Regions from separate parts of the Homo sapiens genome. Here region 1 is linked to region 2. A link is a loop called in an ENCODE intact Hi-C map of the cell type or tissue named here. Cell type or tissue: sigmoid colon. All regions are shown on one strand. Links, peaks and the distances in the headings refer to the core of each region. The heading gives the core; the rest is flanking DNA. Region 1 overlaps NETO1 (neuropilin and tolloid like 1). Region 2 overlaps CNDP1 (carnosine dipeptidase 1).

What was found. Hi-C counts contacts between places; a loop is a spot of excess contacts. Peaks named below come from ENCODE experiments on the same cell type or tissue, not always from the same donor. Only the 100,000 strongest peaks of a DNase experiment are listed, where the experiment ranks them.
Region 1: a loop joins it to region 2, with 12 times the contacts of the local background. A loop is called at or near these places in 4 of 110 quality-filtered maps.

What each region holds. Positions count from the first base shown.
Region 1 is chr18:72,754,703-72,771,777 of GRCh38, reverse strand. NETO1 (neuropilin and tolloid like 1) reads left to right here. Exons shown (of 11, transcript NM_138966.5): 8 at 15,631-15,744. Among named protein-coding and RNA genes, the nearest start is that of MIR548AV, 90 kb to the left of the region's middle. In sigmoid colon, for the core only: a CTCF peak has its summit at 9,084 (motif pointing left); no DNase peak of the experiment used is centred there.
Region 2 is chr18:74,547,952-74,555,951 of GRCh38, reverse strand. All of the region lies in intron 1 of CNDP1 (carnosine dipeptidase 1), which reads right to left. Among named protein-coding and RNA genes, the nearest start is that of CNDP1, 17 kb to the right of the region's middle. In sigmoid colon, for the core only: a CTCF peak has its summit at 3,797 (motif pointing right); a DNase peak (open chromatin) is centred at 3,831.

The DNA of each region.
Region 1 (17,075 bases), core at 4,513-12,512, 1.8 Mb after region 2:
CCAAATATCAATTTTAACATATTACTTAAAAACATTTTTAATATATTGCTATTTATTAATATAGTACTAGTCCTACTTTCGGTAGTTCAGGAGATGGGGCAAGATATACTGTAATTGTAGGAAACAATCACTCCAGCATCAGATTGACACTAAAAGTTGAGATTCCACTAGCCTAATCATTAATAACTTTTCATTTTGATACATATTTATATTCCTCCTTTCATTCTTTTATTCCTTCATTAAACTTTCCAGGCATGGATGGCTCGAAGATGAATATGATGGTTGCTTCTCTGAAGGCACCGCACTTCCACACTAACTCAGATTCAACTCAAGTGTGTGACTCACTTCAGATGTTCATTTATATCTGGTATTCTGTGCCACACTCCCACCACATACTCCCTCATTTATTTTAGTAAATTACCCACGGAAGGTTGTACTCTAAGAAGCCTAATTCTCTTTGTGTGTAGTTTTTCTCTGCAGCGTTTGTTTACGTTAGCTGGATATTTGCTCTACTGACACAGTGATTGATTTTATTTCACTGTTCAGTTTTATTATCTTTTCCTGTCTAGAACAAGATATAGCCTGCCATCTGCCTTTTGTTCACATAATTTTCATTCTGTCTTGGATAATGCAAATTCTTAATTTTGTAATAACTAAGTAAAATTGTCATATAATCTCAGTAACTAAATTTAATGGATCCTAAGGGAAAAAATTATAAATTATAACTCAATAACCCTCTGAGATTAAACACCAAAATATCTTCAAAATAATCAACTTACTTTAATCCTTTTTAACTTCTTTCAGATTTAAATGGGATGAGTTTAAATAACTTTGTTAGTTATGGAAAAATAAATTAACACATTTTCCAATTTAGAGTTATTTTAAAGAATCAAAGAGAAGAGGGAGTTAAAAATGTAAATCCTCTCTCTTAATATTTCACAACACTGTTTAGTTTTTCCTCTAGAATAAGCAAGGCCAAACACAATTTACAAGTTTGGTGTAAATACTAAGATCAAAAGACATTCTATTCACTATATATTTCACCACGAAAAGAAAATGTTATGTACTGGAGAAAGCAGTGTTACCAACCGTAACTTAGGCCAAAGTGTAAATTGAAGTCTTACTATAAATCTTAATGCCGCCACCTTGTGAATTGCCATGATTGATGTATCTTAAAAGGATTAAGACCACTTTACTAATATAGGAAATATTTATTTATGTATGTCATATAGTAGCATAAATACCAGATGGTGCAGATTTAAATATAAACAATACACAACATATGCTGAGAAAATTGCTGAATGTGTGTTAAATATTGGCAGGTCTTCCTAAAATATACATAAAGCACACTATTGATAAGAAAAAAATCACCATATTCAAATATACATACATTTCAAATAGTTATTAATACAGAAACATCATAATCAAAATAAATATGGAAAAGTTGACCTGGAGAATAATTGGTAAGACAACAGCAGGCAACAGGTACATATTTGTATCTTATAAAAAATAATGATTATATTCAAAAATAAGAAAAAGATAAGCATTCTAATAGAAAATGGGGCCAAAATGTGCATAATTAATTCATAAGAGAAGCATAAATACCCTGTAAGCATAAGAAGCAAACATGTAAACATATTAGTAAACAAATACATAAATTTATAATTTAATGAGTCATTTTCATCTATCAAAATGTTAAAAATATGAAATAATGTTGGAGATGGAATCTTGAAATAAAAGCATATGCACTGCTTATAGGAAACAAAATATTTCCTGAAGGACAATTTAGCAGTATATATAAAAATTCCAAAATAGGGAACAAAGATAGAATATCACCTCTGAATCAGAAATACTACCTCTAGGAATATATACTGCTGATGAGTCCATATTTATAAGCATGGAAAAATGCTTAAGTAGATTGGTTAAATGGTTCTGGGAATGTACATATACTCTTTATTAAGATGATGTGGTAGATTGATACTGATATTTTACTGTGTTAAGAAACAAGAGGTTAGAAGCAAGTAGCGAACACGTGTACATTACATTTATACTCTTGTAACTACATGGGATAAACATTTAATACATGTCATCTATTATATATGTAATACATATATGTAAAAGACAATGGGATGAAGATATTAATGGTTATATTTGGGTGACGATATTTTTGCCTGTATTTTCTAATTTTTCTAAAATAAATATGTACTGGTTTGGTAAACACTTTTTTACAAAGCAACAAATAGGAATTTCTGAAAAGATGTATTAAGTCTAGGAAAGCAAGAGTATGTACATTATTTTCTATGTTGGGTTAATTGACTCATCTATAATATCAGAAAAGAACCCATCAGTAGAGTTTTAATACAGTTTTCGAGGATATCACATTGCCATATACTGACATGTTGTTTTCAGACTAAATAATAACTCTGCTCTGTAATAGAATTTCTCCACCATTTATCTTCCGAGAGACATTCAACTGATGACTGACTTACTGCATGACAGATCCTGACGGTAAGCCCACCAGATACAGTATTGGCCTTTCTCTCCCCTTGATATGAGTGCGTACACCCTTGAATTCACTTTGGTAACTTAAAGACAGATAATAATTAGAAAAAAAATGTAGCCTTGGATTCATTCCAGGACTAATTATGACACGAGTTGTCAGGGTATCCTGGCTGGAAACTGCCACTCTCCATCAGCAGTCTCATCTTAACTTTTCTCATCACTGCCCTCTCCTGTCCCTGCTTGCCGCGCTGTACAGCGACGGCCACTTTGGCAGAAGGCTGGTTAGTCAAAGTCAGATTGCCTGAGAAATCTGCTACTTGGCATTTAGTTTCCCATTGCTGCTGTAGCAAATTAGCATATGTTTAGAAGCATCAGATAACACAACTTTATTATCTTACACTTCTGGAGTGCGGATTCCTAAAACAGGTTTTACTGGGCTGAGACCAGGGTGTCAGCAAGGCTGCTGCCCCATAAGAGGCTCCAGTGTAGAGTACATTTCCTTCCTTTTCCCGTTTCTAGAGCAGTATTTCTTGGCTCATAGCCCTTCTACTTTGTCAGAGCCACCAGAGTAGCATCTTTGTGTGCCTTTGTGATTTGCTGTTACATCACCTCTGTGCCTTCAGTCTCCATCTCTCTTTACTTGTTATTGCATTGGGCTTAACTGGATAATCCCGAATAATTCTTCATTTTGAAATCTTTATTCACACCTGCGAAATCCCTTTTTCCATATAAAGTAACATTCACAGGATGTGGGACTAAGATGTGGACAACTTGGAGAGCCATTATTTATTTGACCACAGTAGAATTTGTATTTCTGTGTTGTTTTTGCTTGTTTGTATTAAGCTGATGGGGTCTTTGACTGAAATTCTGAAAGCAATTATTAAGTTGACTTTAAGGCCAAAGGTATACAATGTCAACTGATAAAGATACATCTTAACACAAGTCTGCCTTCACACCTTGCTATTGAATAAGTGTTCTTTTATATAAAGAATTTATTTTTAATTTAAATATTTTATTACTGTAGAAAAAAATAAAAAAGTTAATCTGTCCTAAAGATTTAAATATGACTTTGGGCAAGTATAGATGTGTTTGAAATTTTAAAATAAAAGATAAACGTTTTTAGAACCAGAATCACAAAGTAGCCATTTCAGAAAATTGTTTTGCTTTTGAAAAAGATCTGAAATGGAATTACAATGTGTAAGAGCACATGTTCAGTGTCAGCCAGTTCTTCCACTTTCTTACGTGTGATGCCTGGACTTTAATCTTCAATTTCCTTTCTGTAAAACAGAGAAAACATCACAGGGCAACTGAAAGTTTTAAATGTATGTCTGGAACGTAGCAAATGGTCAGCAGAAGGTGGCTAGTATTGTATCCGTTAGTGAGATAACAACATACTGAAACTTGGGTAGTTAACACTTTCAAATACAGTGAGGCTATTGAGCAAAGGAAAATGAAATAAAATTGTATAATCTACCAGAAGCCAACCAACCCTCCTTTCCTCCCTCATTTCTTTCCTTCCTTCCTTCCTTCCTCTTACCTCCCTTCCTTCCTGTTTTTTTTAAAGCTTTTGATTGAGTTTGATGGCACCATAAAGAAAACAACTGTCAAAAGTATTCTAATATTTGAAATGAATTATCGATGGACTTTTATTACTGATATGGTTACTTAAACCATTGAAGAAGTATTATGTGTACAGACATGTAGTTTGATGAAATACTTAAAATTTAAAGTTAATTTTCTTAAGTAATTTGACCAAAACAAGTATCTTAAGTAATTTTGCTTCTTTGCCTATTCATTGAGTTACTGAGAAAATATTGCAGAACTTTCCATCGAACCATTTAGAATAATTTTTTTAAATAAAGTGTGTGGGTCTGCAAGGAATCACTTGGACAAGAATAAAGGCAGGAAATTTCCTGTAATTTTTAGTAGAATCATTGGGAATAATACATATTAATGTGTCTGATTCTAGCTTTACAACCATTGTGGTTTATGTCTGCCCCTGAAAATACACAGCATATGTTTGTTATATGGAAACAGAAAATTATTATTTTTAATTGATAGCCTCTGAACTAGCAGATTTTTAAGCTTGAGGTCATGGTGATGTGTTTACGCTTGGCTCTAATCTTCATTTACTGCAGGCCCCCTTTGTGGGACTTGGCATGTTCAATGAGAGCAAGTATTGCACCTTTATAAAAGAATAATGTGTCTAAACTAGCCACCTGCTACTGACATGTACATATTATGAAAACCAACACTGGCCCACATGTCCAGGGCCTAATAGTAATCAGCATGCAGATGCCAAAGATATTTAATACCCTCCTTATTGTAATTGTAATGTCTAACTACACACATTGAAGAGATCATTGTGGGGCTGAATCAAGGCAGACATAATGGAAGTATAAAAGTATGTAGTAATTTCTAGGGAAGATAAAATAATGGATACATTATGATAATAACGGATAAATTCACCCCACATACAAGGAAAGATTTTTTATATATGGAATGTAAGTTTCCAATGAAGATGTGTTTCTTAATGTAATATCTCTCAGAACAGTAAGAATATGTAATTTTTGCACAAAGATTGGGGAGGAATCTCATAAATATGTGTGAGATCAAATTGAAATTTGTGAACAGAATTTCTTGTATAAAAACAGATTAATATATGTACATCTTGATAATACTGGATATTTTCAAAGTAAAAGTCATATTGGAACAGAGTTTTGAAAACATATTGATTTTTCAAAACAACTATGAAGGTGATAAAGGACATGAAAAAAAGATACACAAATCTATTTCTGGCCTCAAGTCTGGTCACCATTTTTCAAATAAAATGTCATTTCCTCTAATTACATAGCCTATGGGCCATTTTAAGTTTCAATGTGCTGACAAGGGAAATTTTTCCATTTGTTTTGGAAAAAAATTGTTTTGTGGGAAGTTCTGATGGCCAAATATATTTTATATATTTTTTATATTTTTGTTTGTGTAGAGTACCACAATTAAAAATGATAGTAGCAAGCTACACACACACACACACACACACACACACACACACACATATTTTTTTTTTTCTGAGACTGAGTCTCACTCTGTCACCCAGGCTGAAGGGCAGTGGCACAATCTCGACTCACTGCAACCTCCACCTCCTGGGTTCAAACGATTCTCCCCGCTCAGCCTCCTGAGTAGAGGGATTACAGACATGCACCACCACACCAGTCTACTTTTTGTATTTTTAGTAGAGATGAGTTCTCACCATGTTGACCGAGCTGGTCTTGAACTCCTGACCTCAAATGACCCACCCACCTCGGCCTCCCGAAGTGCTGATATTACAGATGTTAGCCACTGTGCCCAGCCAAGCTATGTATTTTTAATGACATTTTTGAAGTTTTTAAAAATTTGCATCTTCAGTTGATTACTCATAATTGATATCTCTAATGTTTTATTTTCTTTCAAGTTTATTTTTTAAAGTTTTGCTGTTATTTAAAAATTTAAGATCATTGTCAGACATTAATGAGAAGATGGCATTTAATATTCATTGTGTTGCTTAAATAATTTTTATTCTGGCCTGGCACTGTGGCTCACGCCTGTAACCTCAGCACTTTGGGAGGCCAAGGTGGGTGGATCATGAGGCCAGAAGTTCAAGACCATCCTGGCCAAGATGATGAAACCCCATCTCTACGGAAAATACAAAAATTAGCCAGGCACAGTGACAGGTGCCTGTAATCCCAGCTACTCGGGAGGCTGAGACACGAGAATTGCTTGAACCTGGGCAGCAGAAGTTGCAGTGAGCTGAGATCATGCCACTTCACTCCAGCCTGGACAACAGAGTGAGACTTCATCTCCAATTAAAAAAAAAAAGAATTTTTATTGTGATATATAGTCTGTCACCAAGTATTTATGAAGCATCTACAAAGTGGTACATCTGGTTGCCAGACTTTTTAAGAGGAAGCAACAAGGCACAGATAAGTTAACTCAAAGGGATCAGCCCAAGCCCTAGTATGTATTGTGGGAAAACCAACATGGGTGATGTGGTGGGAAGGATGAGGGCAGGATGACCTGGTGGTTATGGTGGGTGACATCTGAGGTTAGGAAGAATTCTATAAATGTTTAGGGTGAGCAGAGGCTGTGAGAATATAAATCACTTGCTGTGTACTAAGGGGTACAAGGAGTTTGGAAATTAACCTAACATTATTGGAAAGTGTTTTGGGGTGTCTTCAACAAAGTGAAATGTGGCCTGATTTATACTTTCAGATGGCCAAGGTCCCCATGGTTTCTGTGTCCCTGAACTCCATGTAAGATTGCTGTCAGTGAATGGTGGCCTGGCTCATTCACAGCAGTGGAGACCTCAACAAGAGCTTTGTATTGAGATAGAGCCATGCAAGAGATGGCCACTGGCTCAACGGTATCCGGGGAAGAAAGGACCCAAGGATGGTCTTGAGCCTTTCGCCTGAACACCTGAGGGGATGGTTGTGCCCTTTGTTAATGCCAGGAAGGTGTGGGAGGTGAGAATTAAAAAGGAAAATGTGGATAAGAGGAAGAGGGTGATAATCATTTTGCTTAGGCCCATCAGCCATATTCTGTTTGCGATGGTAATTACAGTTCCAAATGGAGACGTTAAGTAGGAATTTCAATATTCAGGGTAAGTCTGGATCTCACACAGTAGTCAGAGCTGGGGATGTAAGCCCCCTCGTTAGTGGGGGCTCTGTGTCTGATGAAAATTGCCGAGAGAGAGGACAGAGGAAATAAGGGACCTGTGACAGCCTCAGGGGGCTCAGCTACAGGGGTCTGTAAGACACTAGCATAGCGGCCTGAGAAGGCAGGGGGAAAATCACCTTAGTTACCTGAACTGATAAACATTAGTAATAAATAAAAGTAAGTATGCTAGATTTTGCTCTTCAATGTGAATTCATGACCTAACTATAGAATGTTGATATGTGTCATATTTACATATTCATGTAAGTGTTAAGCTTTGCTTCCATCCCTCACCAAACAGAGTAATAGATTCTAGACCATCCCAAGGGTTAGAAGTTTTAATTTAAAAAAGTAAGCTTTAGTAAATATTCAAGGCTGATAAAAGTTGAACCCAAGAAATAAAGCAAGAAGATGTAAATGTACTCTGATATGGTTTGGCTCTGTGTCGCCACCCAAATTTCACCTTGAATTTTAACAATCCCCACGTGTCAAGGGCTGGACCAGGTGGAAATAATTGAATCATAGAGACAGTTTCCTCCCATGCTGTTCTCATGATAGTGAGTTCTCATGAGAACTGATGGTTTTATAAGGGGTTTCCCCCTTCGCTGATTGTCACTTCTCTCTCCTGCCACCATGTAAGAAGTGCCTGTTTTGCCTTCCAACATGAAGACACTGTAAGTTTCCTGAGGTCTCCCTAGTCATGTGGAACTGTGAGTCAATTAAACCTCTTTTCTTTATAAATTAGCTAGTCTTGGGTATTTCTTCACAGCAGCCTGACAACGGACTAATACATACTCCAAGCTGTTTCCTCCCCCAGCTGCTTTTCCATACGTGTTTGTGAGCATTTCCATTCAAATTAAAGATCAGGGAATGATGAAGAATTAATAAAGAGCAGAAGTAGGAGACCTAGAGGTGTGACTGTGGCTGTGTGGTGTGTGTATGACTGTGTTTGAATGTGTGAGTGTGTGTGTGAATGGTGTGTGTGTTTGTGAGTGTGTGTGTGGTGTATGAGTTTGTGTGACTCTGTGTGTGAGACAGCCTGTGGCTGTGCCCACACAGGCCAGCACAGAGCTGGGTGTTTTAGACGAAGCTCAAAATTAAAGAAGTTAAAATAATTTGAGGAAAGCAAGAAGCAAGAATGTCTGAAGAGAACAAGATGAGTGGACTGGGGAGGGGAGGTGAAGAGAGCCAGACCCTAAGTCCAGGGAACATGTGTTCCAGTGGTGTAATGAGTCTTTAGGAGAATATGATCAAGGATCACTTCGTTTTCCAATTTTTCGTGATGTAATATGATGACTTATTTGACGTTGAACAAATTACCAATGATAGTTTTATTAACCATAAATCATGGATAGTTGAAACATCAGTGTCTCAAATCTGCCTGTTTTTATTTCAATGTGTTTTAATATTTCTTGAATATTATTTAGCAGATTTCTGGATTTCAAAAAAAAAAACGAAATCTAATAGAATAAGCGTAGTGGATTCTGCATTAAAGTAGCTATTATAAATTAAAAACCTTTAAGTTACAGAATTGAAACAGTGTTAATCCACATGAGATAAACACTAAAATCGGAGGTACATCTATAACTAGACCTTTCACATTAAAAAACAATGTGTTCTATGATTCTTTATTAAATACATTATGTAAATCTACCTTTATTTTGAGTGTTGTGGCTTTATTTTATCTTCTCCTACATGACTAAAATATGTAAGAGATTTGTCGTCCCCTGCTACATAATTTGCTTATTTAAAGAATTAGTAATGTATAGGTTTAGGAGTTACTGCACATGCTTTCATGGTTTATTTTAATCATCCCCATGAGGGAGTCAAAAGCTCCTTCACTGAAGTCTGATGTAAGTTCGCCACCTTGTGGTAATAATGGGAATAGATGAGGGTTTAAAAACAGAATTCAAGAGTAATGAAGCAATAGAGCAAAGCAAAGGTGCTATGTAAAAACTATTTTCCTGATTTAAAAATCTGAAAGAGAAAATTAACTTTTTTGATTAACATTTCGTATTTTTTCATGCAAACTTATGAGTTATCCTTTAATTACAAAACTTTTTTGTGTGTTTTTAATGTATATATACATATACTTATACATAAAAGTATATATGGAAAATTTCTCCAAAAAAGGTAAATATAATTTCAGTAAATCCTAGAAATCATCACTGCCAACATTTTGGCTTTTGCATTTCTGAAATAATTTACATAAGTGCATTGGTATGTGAGTTTTCATAAATTAAAAAGTGTATTCTCAGTTTAGCCGGGCGTGGTGGTGCATGCCTGTAATCCCAGCTACTCTGGAGGCTGAGGCAGGAGTATCACTTGAACCCAGGAGGCAGAGGTCGCGGTGAGTGGAGATCGCGCCATTGCACTCCAGCCTGGGCAACAAGAGCGAAAATCAGCCTCAAAAAAAAAAAAAGTGTATTCTAATTTTTTACCCAACTTTACATGTTAATAATCTCCCACCCTATTCTATGTTCTTTTAAGAATTAAGAATTCCATCACTATAATGATTTCTGGACACAATGGAACACTTTGCCAAGTTTTAGTTTTTAAAATTTTAAGTGGTAAACAAGTAAGATTGGAAATATTTGGATTAAACAAAGTTAAACAGGCATATTTTACCTCATGACTTCTTTGAATCTTTCAGTGGGTGCAAGGCCCTGAGACTCACCAAAACTAACATACCATATTTCTTAGTCTTAAAGGTCCTCTCCTCAGCAAAATATTGTACTAAATTTTGTTTCCAAAGAATTTATTATAAAGTATTTGAATAAATGTTAACTGAAGATTATTTTATTGGAATTTTTAAATTAGAGTTAAGGTACCCATAGATAACATCAAAATCAGGATGTATCTACTAAATTACTGTGAAGATTTTGTTACTAAAATTATAAGCTGATACTGTCCCTGTTATCCAAGCCTCAATTCTATCGGATCATTTACATGTCTGCAAAAACATTTCTTTTAGATTGCAGCCCAAGGTTGAGAGCTATTCTGTTCTACATATGGCCTGGCTTGCTTTTCCAAGATGGGATCTGAATGTCTCTCTTAACAATTGGATGTTAGAAAATACCTGTTATCTTGATGGTCTCATTAAACTGTTAAAAAAAGAGTATCACAGCTAAATATCTTACACAGCTAAACCTTCCTCCTATTAAGTAGTACAAACACATTCCAATACGTATTTGTATTTTATTTAATATGCATAATTTATGTTTTCTGCTTTTCTTGTAGAATTGAAACATAGTATTTCATATTAGACTTGGTTGTAGCAAAGGCATATTCTCCAAGGTACAAAGATAACTAGGAGGTCTTAGCTTCAGAGAACTCCTTGACGCGACTTTCAAATATGCATTCTCGTGTAGTCTTAACAAGGGATCTGTGAATGATTTTCTTCACTTTACAAATTAGAAAATTTAATGTCAGTTAAGTCACGTTTATATCATACATCTTAACATTTTATATCATACATCTTAACATTTTATATCATACATCTTAACATTTTATGTCATACATCTTAACATTTTAAGTTTTTTGTTTTGTTTCATTTGCTTTTGTTTTGGTAACGGTGGTGGTAGTTCAAGAACAGGTAACATTCTTTTGTCATACACCATATGACAGTATCTGTTATGGTTTTTAAAGATCTATCACATTTAATTCTTAAATTTTATGTAATAGTTATAATTATCCCCATTATATAGATATAAACAGAAACTGAAAAAGTTAGTGAATTTGCTCAAGATCACGTAACTCACGTTGGAAAATCAGGCATATTGATTCCACAGTCTCTGCACAGTACTCTCCTAAAACGGTTTACAATTCTGTCTTGTAATGTTTGTATTCATGCTGCTGACACTATACGGCATTCTGTGCATTATTAAGTCGCTTGGGTAAGTATTATCTTTATCCCCATTTTACAGATGTGGTAACTGAGCAACTTACAGGTTAATCAGCTCAAGGGCAAAGAGTGTGAAAGAGGCAACCCTGGGAGTCAGAGACCAGGTGGCCAGGATGCAAGGGACTTAATCACTGCACACCACACACTCTTATAAACCTGCTTTTGCTCACGAGGAAGCAATCTGTCCTTAAGGATTATCGCTCCTGACAGCCCAAATCACAGCTGGGCTCTCTGTCCTGTTGGCAGGACTCTTCAATCCCAGGCTGATGTGTGTGGAGAAGTACTCTCTGAGCTGTGTTTAATCTACAGTCTATTGCACAGCCACAAATGAATGCTTTGCACAAATGCATATGTATTGGTGTATGTGGGAGGAGGAAACAGTGAAGAAAGGTTCATTTTGAAGTGTTGTAGTGTCTACTTTCTAGGTGAGTGCTTTAAATCAAGAGCAATGATATGCTTATACACAGGACATTATTTTGGCTGACTAGAATATTTTGCTTCATTAATAGAAATCAATTTCCATCTTCTTTGGGTCGTTAGATCTGGATGATAAAATGGTGATGTCAATAAACCCAATAAAGTGAAATCAAGTTAGTTGGAGGGTCTCGTGTCTAAATACAATTTCAAGTAGTTCAGTGACAAAAAGCAATAGCAAATCGTTCCATCTATGTTCTTAGTGTTTTAACGTCAATGGGAAGCTCTATTTGCTATTCTGATAGAAACAAGTATAAAGTTGCGTGTCCCCTCTTGTGACCCTGGAAACTGTGTGAGGTACTTGGCATTTGGATTGTTACTTCTTTGGCTGCCACTTTATTACAAATAAATTTTGACTTTCCTTGAAATCACTAGGAAATAAAGCAGCTGGTTTATAAGGGACAATAGCTTAAATGATGAATATTGAATCTCGTAAGTAGAATAAGTCTTATGTAAATTGGTCGAGGAATATGTGCTTTGTCAGAAATAGTGAAAGAAGCAAAGACAGGATGCTGAGTTTAGTTTCTGAGAATACATGCTGCCCATAGCCACTACATGCTGCGTTGGAGACCGTGGCCTTGATTGGAAGACCATGGCCTTGAAGGTTAGTTCTCAACCAATAAACACATTTGTCAGAGTCTTCTGCTCTCTGGAATACTAAGGTATGCAACCCAGTCAGAGTTAACCTTTTGCTAAGTAATATTAATCAGTTAAAATATCTGTTGAATATTTACTACAAGCCTAGTAAGCTTAAGCCATTATGAGCGATTAAACATAAACATTAATTTTTAAAAAAGCATAGTCACAAGCCTCAAATATATACAAAAAAGATGATAAAATATACTCTTAAAACTTTAAAAATTACATGTGAAATAGGACTTAAGGAACAGCTAAGTTTTCTGATAGATTGGAATAATATTGTAAGACTGTTTAAGACAGGTTTATAGATTATAGGGTTCCGATGTGATTTGGATGGCAGAGTGGAGAAGGGGTATCTGGGGCAGGTAGAAGGAGGGAGTGGTGTGTGGACACGGTGCCGGATAGGTCAGGAGTGTGCTAGGAGCAATGGGCTACACACATTGGTGCACCGAGTGCACGCAAGTCGTCGAAAGAGCAATGAGAATGTAGGCTTGATTTGGTCTATTGGTGCCATTGTAGTTCTTAACCAGGAGAGAAATGAGAGTCTTTAGTGCATCATTGCATATATGCATTTCTGAGAGAGAGATTCAGACAATAACGAGGAAATTCGGAACCCAATATAATATTATACTTTGGGTGTCTATAAAACAAAATTTATTTTTGCCAAAGGTATGTACAATTTTATACATTGCTACTTTTTTGTTTGTTTGTTTTTGTTTGTTTGTTTTGAGATAGGGTCTTTCTCTGTCACCCAGACCCAGGCTGGAGTACAGTGGCGCAATCTCGGCTCACTGCAACCTCCACCTCCCAGGTTCAGGTGATTCTCCTGCCTGAGCCTCCCGAGTAGCTGGAATTGCAGGCATGTGCTACCATGCTCAGCTAATTTTTATATTTTTAGTAGGGACGGGCTTCACCATGTTGGCCGGGTTGGTCTCGAGCTCCTGGCCTCAGGTGATTCGCCCACCTCAGAGTCACTAAGTGCTGGGATTACAGGCGTGAGCCACCACGCCCAGCCTCTACATTGCTTCTTAACCATATCAGGATTTGCTTACTTGTTTTTATTTTTCATTTGCACAGCAATTCTTTATTAGCAAAAGTAAGGAAGAAAATACATGGAGAAATACCTAGGATATTACAAACACCCCCACCCCCCTCCTCCACACACACACACACACACACACACAAAGAAAAAAAAAGCACCACAAACAAAAGGGAGGCTAACTCCTAATTAACTGGCATATTTGCATAATTATTTAATGTGAAAAAGCATGTTAAAATGTGATTTATTGACATTCCTGAATTACTTATTGCATTCTTGGTAAAACCACTAATATGTAGTAACTGATCCTGGAACATTGATAGTTTCACAACTACCAAGCAGCAGAAACAGACACAATCCCATTTGGATTATTTGGAATTCAAATTTCAGTGCTCTTACCAACATACTAATGCACTTCACTCGATTACCAGAATGCAATGTTATTTTTATTTATATGTTTAAATTTTAAACTACCCCTTCCTATTTAATAATTATAATAATTTTTCCAACTCATAGAAGGTCGGTAAATATATAATTTTTAAAGGTATTTCCTACTTGATGGGTAATTATACTTTCAAAACGTATACTACAATTTGTTAGGTAATAAGTATTTTAAGCATTTTTACAAAAGCATTTTACAACCATTCTAATATAAACTTTGCCAAAATCTCCTTTATATGCTGCATACAAATTTTGACAACATTCACTATCTAATTAACAGACCTTATCAATTCTGCAAAAGCCATTATAGTCAGCTACAGAAATTCAAATTTAGTTGCTTACTAAAGAGCAGGTCTTTACAATAATATACTGGATTGTTAAATTTTACATTATGAAAGGTTTATACAGAACAGTACTTAACAAATCATTAGCAAAATAAAGTGTTAAGCGTGATACTTTTTTTTTCAAAATGACTACTACATATTTTCTACTCTTAATTTTCATTTTCCAAAATTACTATTATATGCTTTTTACTCTTTAACCAGGAACATAAAGTCAAAATGAACAGAGAGGGAACTGTTTGGGTTGGGGGAGGAGGTAGGGGATGAAGAACCAGGAAGAATCACATTGCTTGAATTAGCTATTTCTTTGCCTTACTTTTGGTTTTCAGAATTTGAGTGTTTTTTTTTAAAGGATTTCTCTCGGAGTATTAAAATACAGTAAGTTGCCTTAAGTATATTAAATTGCAAAGTATTGTTTTGACAGTTGTGGTTAGTGTAGCAAATATAGTAAAGAAGCTAACTCTAAAACTTATGTAATATACAGTTTTGAAAGTGAAAAATAAACTCATTATAACATGACTGCAGTGTCTAAATAGTACTGATCATTAATATATCTTCATTTGTCAATCATTGGAAATTCATATGTTTCATGTGCAATAGATTTTGCTAGAATGCCTGTCCTTAAAAGGATTGTAGAGCCTTTATTGAAAAAAAGAAACACTAGAATTGCATTTTATCTGATACATGGAGTGAATACAAAGGTAAAAACAAAAGTTAGCTTTAAAAGCACTTTCTGTAAGCAACCATCCACAATGCAATATTACTATAAAGACTGATCACTTAAAATATTCTGTCACTCCAATAATGAAAGAAATGTATTTTTCCTTATATTGAAATCATATCTAACATTTTACATTGCTATATTAAACTCATGTTTTCTCATCATTATTTAGCCATATTTTATACCTTCTTGAAGTTCATATTTTACCTCTCAGTCCCCTCAATGTGCATTGTAATCTGGAGATAATGATCATTGTACATCAAATCACTAGAATGTATGAAATACATGCGTAGTAAGCTAATTTTATCACCATATATATTAAATGTAATAAGCATAATATATTTTTTATGTTGTTCAGGATTAATTTTTTCATGATTCTGAATTTCCATGGCATTTTGTTTTTTCGTATTCTTAAGTAATGTTACAGGGTTTGCTTTAGTGTATGTTATTCATTAGTACTTGGTAAGTATATGTTTTTCAAAATTATTTAAAAATTTCTATTAGGTGTTTTTGCACAGTAAAACTAAATTTATACATTCTTTCTGTATAAAGTATAATTTATGCCCATGGTAGATGCTTCAGGTTTGCTAAATAAATATGCCTACTTAAAAAAATGTGGATAATGTTCTTCATTTTAATGATGGAAAATACCCTATGGCATTTTTACAAGCTGAGCCTCTCTAGAGGAATGCCAGCACTCTTAGTAACACAAGAAATAATTACCACTACGGCACCGTTTCTGAAAATCGCACGGCAGATCATTTATCTCAGTTTGTGGCAAATTATTCTAATCTTTTTTTTTTAGATTTGTAATGTGAGTGATTTACTACTGAATGTCAGTTATAACTTTCCTCCTTTGTCTTGTTCTTCTTCTTTTTAGCTCCTTGTGAAGGCAACACATTCTTCTGCCATAGTAACATGTGTATTAATAATACTTTGGTCTGCAATGGACTCCAGAACTGTGTGTATCCTTGGGATGAAAATCACTGTAAAGGTAATGATTAGTGCCTGAAATTTGAAAAAAATTTCCTCCCTGTGGAGTGGGGTAGAAGTTTATATGTATCAATCAGACAGTCTTTAAAATAAGAGTGTATAGTGCCTTTTATGACCACCGCATATGTCTTATAATTGATTTGTAAGCGTTTTTCTTAGCCTTTACTCATGCTCTGTCCAGATGTTCCGTTATTAGTGCACAGTGGACTATCCTCAGTACTTGAATTCTCATTAAAGACATCACCTTATTAGAGCCTGCAGAGCTATGAAAACGGGAGCTTTCAGGGGAGCACACTACTTTCCTGTCATGTGTGATGCTGTCTGCTTGTGGCTACACGTCTCATTCATTCCAGTTTGTCTTGATTGGACTTTGTGTACATACTCTAGAGATAAAATGTCTTGAACTAGCATTTGTACTTTCAGTTACTTCCAGCTACTTCACTCCACTTCAGTTTTGCTACGAAAATGCTTTTCTTCCTTTCCCGGGAACATAGCTCCCAAAGCCCTTGCCTCCTTCCCTTGTCTATACACAAAGGCTTGTTTATGTGAACAGGGATCGTTGGCTGGATTATGGATGTTGCATGTTTTAGTTAAGATGAAACTGCCATGTGAAGTATTTTACTGAGATCCAATATTAAACAGTTGACAAAAGAAGATAGGCAAATAACTCTTTCATGCTTGAAGTCCAGTATTATCTACTAAAAGCCTTCTGTGCATAGAAGTAAAGAAGTAATACCACAGTATTCATTGTTTCATACAGTCAGTAGGAGAGGCAGTTACACTATCAACTATTTTGTTGTTGATTACTTTCGTAATCCATTACTTTTGAATGGATTAGAAATTTACTAAGTGATCTTATTGCAGACCTGTTAATAATTCGTGGTCACCACTGGCTTTGTTTTGCCCTATATAAACGTGGTCCCATGTGTGTAAGAAATATTTGACATGCAACAAATGTGAATGGATGTGCATTATGAAAGTCCATATTTATTTTTTTCAGAAAGAAAAATGATTCCTTTAGCCTTTAATTCATTCTCTTGTGATAGGGGAAAAATTGCATTCATTTCTAGTTTATGGAGGTTATGCCTATGGCGAGCATGTAGTGTAGCCTAAAGTTTGTCCCATGTGCACTTGAAAAGAATACGTATTTGCTGTTGTTGAGTGGAGTGTTGTATAGATGCCTGTTATGTCTGCTAGGCATAAGCCTATAAACTTAAACAAGCTATAAAGCATTGTTCAAGTCTTCTGTTTGCCTTTGATTTTCTGCTATGTTTTATCCATTATTGAAAGTGGGTGTTAAATTTTTCAGCTATCATGGTTGAATTGTCTACT
Region 2 (8,000 bases), core at 1-8,000:
TCCATGTGTGATGAACTGCTCTATTAGACAAAAGAATTTCTGAGCAATGCCTAAAATCCAGTGTTGTGGGGTTTCTTTCCACTGGCTCCTGAAATCACAGTACTTTAACAGGAAAGGAAGAAAAACGTCTGAGGTGGTGGTTCATGCCTGTAATCCCAGTACTTTGGGAGGTCGAGGTGGGCGGATCACTTGAGGTCAGGAGTTGAAGACCAGCCTGGCCAACATGGTGCAACCCCATCTCTGAGAGACCCAACCACAACCCTGTCTCCTCCCTCCTCTCCCCTCCCTGACCCCTTCTCAGTCTCCCCAGCCCGTCCACCTCTGGGATGACTCCACCTGGGTGTCCTTGGGAGCCTAAGAGCCAGCATTCCTCCTTGACCCCTGACAGGAAGGTCCTGTGGCAAAGTGGGCAAGGTCACCCCTTCACAGAGGCCCCCCAGAGCCCTGTCTGGAGTGGGAGCTGCCAGCATCAGACCCAGGGGCCACCTGCACATCTGGAGGGGCCATCAGCAACATCTCCCCCAGTGCAGCCCGAGCCATCAGAGGCGGGCTGGAGAAGAGGAGGGAGGGAGCGAGGGCTGGGAAGGGCCAAGGGGGCTGCAGCCCTTGGTCAGACCGCCTACGTCAGGTTCTTGGCTAGGAAAGCCACCAGCTATCCCCAGGAGACCAGCTGGGCTCCACTTTAGAAGCCAAACCCACCCTCCTGCAGCAGGAGGAAGGAGGGGAGAGTTTAACCCAGCCTGTCTCTGTTATTTTTGTCTCTGGAATCCCATCTTTTATTGTTTTAAATGTTTGAGATGTTTTACGTTATCAAATTCTGACTTGTTTAATCTATGATTCTTCAAATGCCCACCTTTCCGTAGGTGGAGGTGAGCAGGGGTTGCGGGGAGAACAAGGGGAACTAGGCTGGTGAAGTCTCAGTGCCATCCCCGAGACCTTGAGAGAGAGATGTGCTCAAGAGCATCCTTGAGAGGACGCTCATCATGGGTGTGGCCCCGCCGATGTTGCTTATTTTACAATGGAGCATCTGCAAGGCTGTTTGAAAAGCAGTTGGTTGAATATTTCACTTTTCATTCTGTCATTTTCATGGCTTCCTCTAATCCACCCTCCACAAAGCAGCCTGGGTGATCTTTTTAAAGGTGGGGCAGATCGCAAGACTCCCTGTTTTAACTCTTCCAAGAGGTCCCATTGCCCTTGGGGTAAAGCAAATATCCCCATGGCTCCCAGGTCTTACATGGTGGAGCCCACCTGCTTCTCCCACCAGACCTCCTCCCTTGTTGGGGTACCATGCAGGGCCCCTCCATCACTTCCCATGTGTTCCCAAATGCATTGCTGAATCTTCCTCCATGCTCCTGCCCATCCCTTGGCCTCAAGCCCCCATAGAGTGAAGGTGAGCTGGGGAGCATCCAAACTGACGAGCCCCCCAACACATTGCACAGTGCATCTGAAATGAATTTGTGCACAGGGAGCTGTGTTCTGTCTCTTCTAGGAATTCACTTCCAACAAAACATCTGGTCCTACTGAAAATGTCCCAGACGGCAATAAAGAGTGCATCTCCCTAACCAGAGTGTCACTCAGCACCTGGGGTCAATCCATCCCATGCCCAAAAGGAAAGCCACTCCCAGGCTGTTCTACCTTCTGTCAGATCAGCACTGAAATGCTACAGGGATGTTCAGGCTTCAAGAACTTTTCAGCTAGGATTCAGCTGGCATAAAATCTGAGTGACCACAGAGAACCTGTGTTCACAAAACAAAGTGGCAGAGTGAGAGTCAATGCTGGAAGAGGGCATGTGGATAAAGCAGTGCAGTCGGGGTGGCATCACGGGGAGACCACAGGCCTAATAGTCAGGAGGGCCAACACCAAGTTCAGCCCTGCCAGATCCCAGCTGTACTCCTTCGGGTACCTCTCTGAGCCTGAATTTCCTCAGCTGTCATCAGGGACTGGGAGCCTCACAGTGGCCGAGGACCCAACCAAAGAGCTATAGAAAAATGTGTGGCTCTGAGAGGACAGAGAGCTCACCAGCTGTCAGGAAAGCAGTAAGATGTGCCATGAAACGCAGACCATGTCCCATCATGGGGTGGGGATGGTCAACAGCAGCATCTTGGAGGAAACTGGTGCTGAACACTGATGGGAAGGAAGGGTAAGCTTGGAGAAGGGCAGGCATTCAGGGCAGAAGTTTTAACCTCTGGAAGTTTCCTCATTTTGAAGTAGGAGAATGTATCAAAACGTTCTAATAAGGGTCTGAATTTTGCTGGATAATAATCGAGAGGAAATTGTGAAGTTTAAGAATAGTTATAAATATTCTGGAGAGTGAACTGGCTTAAGGACACACATACATATCAATTGGATAGAACCGAAAATCCAGAAATAAATCCTCACATTTATGATCAACTGATTTTCATCGAGGGTGCGGAGATCATTCAATGGGGGAAAACAGTCTTTTCAATAAATAGTGCTGGCAGAATAGGATATCCACAAGCAAATGATAAAGTTTCACCCCCTTCCTCACACCATATATAAGAACTAACCCAAAATGATCAAAGACCTAAATGAAAGTACTAAAACCATACAACTCTTAAAAAAAAATAGCTGTAAATCTTCCTACCTTTGGATGAGGTGATGGTTTCTTAGATATGACACCAAAAGACAGGATCGATAAATTGGACTTCATCAAAAATAAAAACATTTGTGCACCAAAGAACACCATCAAGAAAATGAAAAGACAACACGTAGAATGTGGGGGGAGGGATTGCAAATCATATATCTGATAAAGGACTTATGTTGAGACTATAAATGACAATTACAGTTCAATAATAAAAGACAGCCCAATTAAAAATGTGCAAAGGATTTGAATAAACATTTCCTCAAAGAAAATATGCAAATGGCCAATAAACACATGGAAAGTTTAGGCTCAGCATGATTAGCCATCAGGAAAACACAAATCAAACTACATGAGACACAACTTCCTACCCTCTATGATGGCTAGAATTAAAAAGCCAGACACTAATGAGTTTTGACAAAGATGTAGAGAAATTGGAAACTTCATGTACTGCTGATGGGAACGCAAAAGCCTACAGCCACTGTGGAAAACAGTCGGAAAGTTCCTTGATCAATTAAACATAGAGTCACCATATGACCCAGCAATTCTATTCCTGAGTACATATCCAAGACAAGTGAAAACATATGTTCACACAAAAACTGGTAAGTGGATGTTTATAGCGGCATTATTCATAGTAGCCAAAAGGCAGAAACAAGACAAATGTTCATTAATGAATGAATGGATAAATAAAATGTGGTATATTTCACTGAAATATTATTTGGCTATACAAAATGATTTTTATCTTACATAAAAAGGAATGAAGTACTGGTACATGCTACAGTGTAGACAAACTTTGAACACATTGTGCTAAGTGAAATAAACCAGACACAACGGCCATGTATTGTGATTCCATTTACGTAACAGTCTAGAGTAGGTAACTTCATAGAGACAGAAAGTAGATTGGTGGTTACCCAGTGGGAAAATAGGAAGGGAGTGCTAATGAATTTGGGGTGATGAAAATGTTATAAAACCAATTGTGGCAATGGTTGTACAATTCTGAATAAACTAAAAGCCATTAAAATTACACACTTTAAATGGGCCAGTTGTAAGGTATAAGAATTATATCACAATACAGTCATTTTAAAAATAATCATAGCTATAACTACTCATTTGACAATACAAATATATTATTGAATATGAGAACTGTAGATAGAGGAAGCTATACAGTGGTTAAAAGCAAGGTCAAGGTAAGAACTGCGTCCAGTAGGTGGTGCTGATGAGCCACTCATGAACTCCCTGGCTACCCTGCACTCAGAAGGCTGAAGCCAGATCCAGCCCAGCTCTGTGGGACTTAGCCAGGAGCCAGGGGCGGCAGATGAAGCCAGTGGGAGAGACTCCTCTGGCCCTCCAGTAGCCGGAGAGGGAGCTCAGGTGTGAGGAAGGCTTCAATAAAGGCTCTTGGAGACAACAGTGGCTACTGGTTTTTTTTTTGTTTTTTTTTTTCGCAATCGATCCAATTGATCCATCTACATTAACATTTGAGCTTTTATTTTTCCTTCAGACAAGTTCCATTAAAAAAATTATTTGGTGTTCCTCTACAGTGAAAAATAAAAAAGGACAGTTGGAAGAAGGAAATAAGCTGCAGGAAAAAAATATGAAAACAATGATTGTTGTTAGGAGAGAATAGTTCAGATTCAGCAGGAATCTCCTCCTCCTCTGGCCTGGGGAGAGCAGCTTAGCCCTGGTCTCGAATAAAAGACTGACCTGATGCCCTGACCTGACAGTGGCCCTGACAGCAGGGGTCTGACAAGGGGAAGTGCACGACTTCATCTTCCCTCCCTTAATGAATTTCCTCCTCTCCCTCCCTTTTCCCCACAGAGCAGGGCAGCCTGCTATAGTCAATTTGCTGTCCAGGTTCATGGACATTGACTTTGGACATGAATCCCGCCTTCACCATCTGAGTGGGATCTGAGACTCCATCCATTTTTCTCCTGTTCCTCCATGCCTCTGTTTTTGTTTGTGTGTGTGTGTGTGTGTGTGTGTGTGTGTGTTACAGTTGTGCTTGACCTTGAACTAGTTATCTGTATTAGGCTATTCTTGTATTGCTATAAAGAAATGCCTGTGGTGGGGTAATTTATTAAAAAAAAATAGGGTTAATTGGCTCACAGTTCTGCAGGCTGTACAGGAAGCATGGTGCCAGCATCAGCTCACCTTGTGAGGAGGTCTCAAGGAACTTTTACTCATGGCAGAAGGTGAAGCAGGAACAGGCAGGTCATGTGGCCAGAGCAGGCGCAAGAGGGATCGGGGAGGTGCCACACACTTTAAACAACCAGTCTTGCATAAACTCACTATTGCAAGGACAGCACCTAAATACCTCCCGCCAGACTCCACCTCCAACATTGAGGATTACATTTCGACATGAGAGTTAGGCGGGGACACGTATCCAAACTGTATCATTCTGTCACTGGCCCCTCAAATCTCATGTCTTTCTCACATTGCAAAATACAATAATGGGCTGGGCATGGTGGCTCACGTCTGTAATCCCAGCACTTTGGGAGGCTGAAGCAGGAGGATCATGAGGTCAGGAGATCGAGACCATCCTGGCTAACATGGTGAAACCCCGTCTCTACTAAAAATACAAAACAAAAAACAAAAAACAAAAAAAAAAAATAGTCGGGCGTGGTGGCAGGTGCCTGTAGTCCCAGCTACTTGAGAGGCTGAGGCAAGAGAATGGCATGAACCCAGGAGGCAGAGCTTGTAGTGAGCCGAGATCACACCACTGCACTCCAGCCTGGGTGACAGAGCAAGACTGTCTCAAAAAAAAAAAAAAAAATTCAATAATGCCTTTCCAATAGTCCCCCAGCCTTCACTCATTCCAGCATTAGCTCCAAACTCCCAAGTCCAAAATCTCATCTGGAGATGAGTTCCTCTCACCTATGAGCCTGTAAAATCAAAACAAGTTATTTACTTCCAAGATACAATCAGGGTAGAGGCATTGGGTAAATGTTCCCACTCCAAAAGGGAGAAATCAGTCAAAAGAAAGGGGCTCCAGTCCCCATGCAAGTGTAAAACCCAGCAGAGTGTCATTAAATCTTAAAGCTCCAAAATAATCTCCTTTGACTCCATGTCCCACATCCAGGGCACTTTGCTGCAAGGGGTGGGCTCCCAAGGCCTTGGGAAGCTCCACCGCTATGGCTTTTCCAAGGTTAGGATGTAAGCTGCCAGTGGATCTACCATTCTGGGGTCTGGAGAATGATGGCCCCCTTCTCACAGCTTCATTAGGTAGTGCCCCAGTGGGGACCCTATGTGGGGACTCCAACCCCATAGTTTCCTTTTGACCTGTCCTAGTAGAGGCTCTCTGTGAGGGCTCCACCCCTCCACCTCTAGGTTCTTTCTAGGCACTGAGGCTTTCTCATACATTCTCTGAAATCTAGGTAGAGGCTGGCAAGCCTCCCTTACTCTTGCACTCTGTGTGTCTGTAGGCTTAACACCATGTGGAAGCTGCCAAGGCTTACAGCTTGCATGTTCTGAAGCAGTGGCCTGAGCTGTATCTGGGGCCCTTTGAGCCACAACTGGAGCCTTCTGAGGCTGTACAGAGCAGTGCTGTCCCAGGTCTGGCCCATGGAACCATTTAGTCCTCCTAGGCCTCTGGGCCTGTGGTGAGAGGGGCTTCCTCAAAGGTCTCTGAAATGCCATCAAGACCTTGTTCTCATTTTTTTTGGCTTTTAACACTTGGCTACCTTTTAGTCACGCAAGTCTCTCTAGCAAGTGGTTGCTCTGCAACCTGTTCAAATTCCTCTCCTGGTAATGATTTTTCTTTCTCTGCCACATGGCCAGGCTGAAAATTTCCCAAACTTTATGCTCTGCTTTCCTTTTAATCTTTTTCCCATTTAGAAAAAAAAAAAGTGCAGCTCACTGCCAGTGCTCATTTAATTTTATATAAACTCACTCTTTGAGGCTGAAGCAAATCTGACTGATTTTCAATGTGAAAATAAAATATAAAAACTGTTCGGGGAGTTCTTTCTAAACAGAACTAACATCAGAATCATCAGAACATCTATTTCAGATTCATTAAATGAATCTTTGACCCACAATTGTTCAAGAACAATGTTAACATCACGTGTAGGAATGCTACGTTTTCTAGGATTTGACATTTTCAGCAGTTGAAAATTACTACATTTTGTTAATGGAAATACCACTAACTAAAACCAGAATGCCATAAATAGAATGATGTCTGTTGTTTCCAAAGTCAATATACTAGAGTGATGTGAAAATAATAATAAAAGCAAGATAGTTCATGGCAAAGTTATCTCAGGGTAAATGCTGCAGCCACAAGTGCCACTGGTGAGTATTCTTGGGGCAACCAGGAAAAGGGTTAAATATAAATTCCAACTTTAAGTCATTTCTTTACTTCCACACCTGAACATAAGTTGTTAGAAGCAGCCAGGTCACATCTTGAACACTGCTACTTAGAAATTTCTTCTGCCAGATACCCTAAGTCATCACTCTTAAGTTCAAATTCCACAGATCCTTAGGGCATGAACACAATGCAGCCAAGCTCTTTGCTAAGGCATAACATGGGTGAGCTTTGCTCCAGTTCCCAATCAGTTTTTCCATCTGAGACCACATCAGCCTGGACTTCACTGCACACATCACTATCAGCAGTTTGGTCACAACCATTAACCAGTCTCTAAGAAGTTGCAAACTTTCCCTCATCTTCCTGTTTTCTTCTGAGCTCTCCAAACTCTTCCAACCTCTGTCTGTTACTGAGTTCCGAAGTTGCCTCCACATTTTCAGGTATCTTTATAGCGATGCCCCACTCCTCAGTACCACTTTTCTGTGTTAGGCTGTTCTTGCAGTGCTATAAAGGAATACCTGAGGCTGAGTAGTTTATAAAGAAAAGAGGTGTAATTGGCTCATGGTTCTGAAGGCTGTATAAGCATGGTGCCGGCATCTGCTCAGCTTCTGGGGAGGCCTCAAGGAGCTTTTACCCATGGTGTAAGGTGAAGAGAGAGCAGGCTCCTCACATGGCAAGAATGTGAGCAAGAGCAGGAAGCACCACACACTTTTAAACAACCAGATCTTGCAAGAATTCACTCACTATTGTGAGGACAGCACCAAGCCAGGAGGGACCCACTCCCATGACCCAAACACCTCCCACCAAGCCCCAACTCCAACATTGGGGATCACATCTCAACATGAGATTTGGCAGGGACACAGATCCAAACTCTCATCACCCATTGAAAATCTAGGGATGTCGAAAGGTTATTCCTGGCTTTTGACCTTGCAAAAAGAAGAAAGAGGAGCTGAAGAACAGGAAGTTGCGCTTGCGGGGGCTGGGGTTAGGGATGCGCAGGGTGAGTCCTGGACTGAGAGAGTCTTTTCGGCGGGGGTAGGCGGTTGCCCAGCTGAGGGTGGTAAGCTCCCACTGGCTATGGGACCCTGAGGGGAACCCCACTTG